Linked DNA regions of Homo sapiens: region 1 is linked to region 2. Evidence: read pairs that join two places in POLR2A ChIA-PET (ENCODE). Cell type or tissue: Panc1. All regions are shown on one strand.

The links. Peaks named below come from ENCODE experiments on the same cell type or tissue, not always from the same donor. Only the 100,000 strongest peaks of a DNase experiment are listed, where the experiment ranks them.
Region 1: POLR2A ChIA-PET joins it to region 2 with 6 read pairs; 2 of 35 experiments call an interaction of 5 or more read pairs at or near these places.

Annotation. Positions count from the first base shown.
Region 1 is chr11:41,079,760-41,082,259 of GRCh38, reverse strand. All of the region lies in intron 1 of LRRC4C (leucine rich repeat containing 4C), which reads left to right. Among named protein-coding and RNA genes, the nearest start is that of LRRC4C, 380 kb to the left of the region's middle. In Panc1, no CTCF peak of the experiment used is centred here; no DNase peak of the experiment used is centred here.
Region 2 is chr11:40,513,301-40,515,800 of GRCh38, reverse strand. The region is part of intron 3 of LRRC4C (leucine rich repeat containing 4C); the gene reads left to right. Among named protein-coding and RNA genes, the nearest start is that of LRRC4C, 950 kb to the left of the region's middle. In Panc1, no CTCF peak of the experiment used is centred here; a DNase peak (open chromatin) is centred at 1,456.

The DNA.
Region 1 (2,500 bases), 570 kb before region 2:
GTCAACATTCACGTATATCGTGTCTCTGAGATGCGTTTCTATAGAAGCTGATTCCACTTCATGTATTTGTCTGAGATAATGCAGTTTTGTGGCATTTCATTCTTCATGGACTTCCTGGGAACTGATTTAAGGTGCACACATCAATCAGAGCCTAATCAAGCTCAAAGCCAGCAGCTTCTCAGGGGATGAGACAAGCGACCATTGAGACCAGTTCAATCAAGGTGGCCCTTGGGTTCAAAGGCTGCCATCTGAAATAAATCTGGAAAGTGCCTTTTAAATTCAATGAGCACTGATGAAGCAGCTGCCCATAGGGAGACCCCGACTGTACGGTATAAATACATCTATCCCAGAGCAGCCATAAATAACCCTCTCGTTTTTATGCATAATTAACAGAGCAGTAGCTAGTAGTTTGGCTGAATTATAATGACACATTCTAAGGCTACTTTCGTCTGTCTTAGCTTTAGAATATAATAATATTAAATTATTAGCCTATATGCTATGGTATGCTTGTCTGTGTGTGCCTGTGTGTATCTGTGTGTGTGTATAAACATTTATATTTTTTTGTTTATTCTGCGTAGGAATAGTAAATGCAACTTTAAGAAAAATATTGGAAACCCCAATGGTTCTAAGTCCTTTAGCTCTCATTATTTTAACATAAGGTCTCCCTGCAATAGGTGGATAATAAGCTAAACCGAAACCAAGGTTGTTCTTAACATATGGGACCTGCTGAAAGAGAAGGAGAGAAGTTTAGCAGGCAGAAATGACTCCTCAAGCAGAAATACCTTTTGAAGCCAGCAAGTAGTAATCTTGATGCTTGAATGGCTGGTATGAGGTGAAGACTGCTGGGTGAGAATTCACTGCTGCATCTTTGTGGGACCTTTTTATTCAGTGCCTTCTTGTCTATGTAAAATAAAATAAACCAACTTTTTGTTATTTTTTATATTTCCATGAAGAAGTCCATTGGGTCCAACAAAATCATGCAGTTTTAAGTTCAGTCTGTTTCATATGGGCTTCCCAACATGCATTCCCATTCAAAGGTCAATTACTTGCTTGCTTACTTTTTGTGGCACATTTGAATTAATGATACATTTGATGTCAAATTACAACTTTCCATTAAGAAAACTTGATTGACAATTATAATAACTCAGGTACAATAATGTGTCTTTCCTATGACTCTCCAAATAAACTCTGGGTCTGACTATTGGACTGCTATTTTCATTTTAAGAGACAATTTCTACCTTCAGAAATCCTCAGAAAATGAAACTGAACCCAAAGTGAAGAGAATAGTTTACACACATAGACATTGTAAGCAATGAATTATTAGGGTAAAACAATGCAAGGTTTTCCATGGTATCAAATTTCTTCTCAGACAGGAAACTAAAATACAAAATCTAGGATAATTTGGCCATGAAACAATAAATAAATAAATAACAGGCAAGAATGACAATCAAGGTAATTCTCCCTCTAAATGGAAAGTAATTTCTCCAATCCAAAGCTCAAATAAGATCAGAGAATCAAGTAGTTTCTGTTTTAGCCTTAATCAAAGATAGTGATAATTTTTTTTGAAATCTTGAGAGCAATGTAGAGCAATAGAAAAGATTCTGATAGGCCAGGGATGGTGGCTCATGCCTGTAATCCCAGCACTTTGGGAGGCTGAGGCTGGCAAACCACCTGAGGTCGGGAGTTCGAGACCAGCCTGACCACCATGGAGAAACTCCGTCTCTACTAAAAATACAAAAAATTTGCCGGGCATAGTGGCACATGCCTGTAATCCCAGCTACTCAGGAGGCTGAGGTAGGAGAATCGCTTGTACCCAGGAGGCAGAGGTTGCAGTGAGCCCAGATCGTGCCATTGCACTCCACCCTGGGCAACAAGAGTGAAACTCCATCTCAAACAAAAAAAAAAAAAAAAAAAAAAGGAGGAGACTCTGACATTTGGGTCAACATCATCCCATGCTTATCATTTTACCATTATGCAATTGTAATTAGTGCAAACACTATCACTTCCTCTGTGTTCCTCAATTTTTCTACCTAGGAAAAAGGATTAGTTGTAGTTGGAATATGTCTTTTAAAAATGGCTTGGAAATCCTATTTATGAATGCTACAGAGTACCATTTACAGATATAAACTCACCCCTAAAATTAACTTCTGGAATGTTTTTGTATGTGGGACAAACAAAACAGAAAGTAATAGCTACAAACTGGACACCAAAAGTCACCATGACCCATGACTCCCATTATGTGTCCCATTATGTGATGATGATGATGATGATAAACAGGTTAATACCTTGAAAGAAAATGGACATAAATACAGTAGAATCTGTGGATAGTCAGGAACTGAATGACCTCCTTGGTATCTCTAAAGCAGGGATATCCAATCCCTTGGCTTCCCTGGGCAACATTGGAAGAAGAAGAATTGCCTTGGGCCACACACAAAGCACACTAACACTAATGATAGCTGATGAGCTTTAAAAAATCACAAAAAAAATCCTCATAAAGTTT
Region 2 (2,500 bases):
CTAACTGGTTCACCTCAAACATGGCTAAAATATTTAAGCAGGAAAAACACCTGATTTTTAATAATTGTTGGAAATTTTACTGCATTTTAAAATGTTATTACACAAAATTGGAGTTATTTTACTTTATGTTTTAACCTACTAAGTCTTACAGTCTAGTACAGATATCAACAAAACTGAACAAAATTAGAAATCTACTCTTAGAAGCATAGAGGACAAGTCTACTTCATGAAGTCAAATAATATTCCAGAGATCAATCACATCAACTTGCTCCATGGGATAAAAATGTGTATCATGAGTAGGTTAATATTATGTAACATGTAATTTTAAAATCTGAGCTAAAAAGTTTTTAAGTAAGATTAGACAATATAATTATTCACATATAGAAAAGAAAGTTTTTCTTTCCTGACTGTGCACTTAAAATATTTTGAACATTTTCTTACAGTTTCTACCAATTCTATTAGTAAACTAAAAATTCTGAGGGTTTCCTTTCGACAAATGTGTATCAGAACAACTGTTCTTTTGTAATAAAAGAAGAATATGCTTAGTATTGCTAAGTTTCTCTTTTATTCCTGATATAAGGGAAAAGGTGAAAAAATACATGGTTTATTTTTACATGTTAATTAAATTTTACAAGACAGTTTTGTTCACTGTGGAACTTAGACTCTAAACCAAAGTAGCACATATAGATGAAAGTCGTTTTGTTTGAGAATATGAAATATCTGAATCTAGAGTAAATTCAAAGATCTTACCCCATAAAAATTGAATCATTTTCACTTCTTGGTTGACAGGTACTCCACAGGCTATTTATGAAAGATATGGTGTGGATGTTTTAGTTTAGTATCAAGTTTTCTGAGTGTCCACTGGGAACAGATGAGATAGGTAGGTTTATAAAACTCTAGTCCCATGTCAAGAATTAAATTGGTTTGATAATTTTTGAAATTGTGGCTTTTTTCTCTGTGTTCTAACAAACTTCTTGCCAACAATTAACTTCTCAAACTTTTAGATGATTGTATTGGTTTTTATTATTTCCCTGTTTTGGTTGTCTACATTTTGAGAGAAGAGATAGAAGAAAGTGGGGAGGAGAGAGAGAACTACACAACAACATATAAGGGAGGTTGATGGCAATTATGCAAAGAAGACAATAGATGGAAGGAAAATCCTTATAAAATAATTAAAATAAAGGATAAAATAAGAAGCGAATTAAATTTATTGAGTGTCAATAATTCTGATAATGATAGCAATAACCATATAGCCAGTCACTGACTACATGCCCGTTACTCTATTAAGTACTTTGTATGGCTTTTTTCAAGTAATCCTCATAAAAACACCAGAAAATGATATGTTTATATGCATTTTACAAATAAGAAAAAAAATGCTTCAACACAGCAAATAACTTGCTCAAGGCCATAGAGCTAATAAATTATAGAGCTGGGAATTGAGCCAAGAATGATTTGGCTCCAAACAACATCACTTTACCACTAGGGTGTAGTGCACTGTGCTAAGCCCTTTGCATGCATCATCTTATTGACTTATTGCAACACTTTGGACATGTACTATTAACCTCTTAATTTTGTTATTAAATAAAAGTATTGAAGTTAGAAGAGGTTCATGAACGTATGCAATTTTACCCAACCAAACAAGGGTTTGAACCCAGGTCTTTGTCACTCTACTGTAAGGATCACATAGTTTTGCTGGAATAGGTAAATTGATAAGAATGCTTTAGGGCCTGAGTTTCAAGAAAATAAAAGAAAGAAAAAAGAACATATTACTATTTGCCTTAGTAGCAATTCCAAGAGGATTCATAGTGGAAGTGAAGATTCTCTGAGAGAACTGAGAGTTTAAGGTGAGACAGTTGGCTCTTTGTCTTGCCTGCCTTTTAAGATATACTTTACTTCATTTGGTTGGTTTCTATCACCCTTTCCTGTGAGTTGTTTTGAATCCAGAATCACTTTTATCTGAGTAAGAAAAAAGAAAATGGAAGCCAAAAAACTGATTAGAAAAGAAATGAAAGTACTTCTGTAAGGGTCTGTCTGTCATGAACCCAGCAATGCTAAGATATAGGAAATAGAAAAAACTCACTTCTATCCTGGAGAGTTGTAAAGTATCCTTCAGGAGGAATAAATTGTCCTCTATGCACCCCTTCTAATCCACTCTCCACACTGCATCAGAGAGGTCTTTTCAAAATGCAACCCTGCCCTGGCCCTTAATTTTGAAAGCTTTCAGTGGCTTCCCATTGCTCTAAGAGGAAGACAAAGCAAGGCTCTCATCCACCTCTCCAGCTTGCAGCCCTGTGTACTTATCAGCTGCACTGTGCTTTGCTAGTCTGTGGTTTGCTAGGGCTTGCATTTGTGTGATTTCCTCCTGCTGGGGTGCTTATCCCATTCCCTAGTCTAATGTAGCTTATTCTCATCTATCCTTCAGGCTAAGTCTAGCTTCATTTCCCCAAGAAGGCTTCTCTGAACTCCTTGACTAATATAAAAAGTACTTCTTCCTTGGAAGA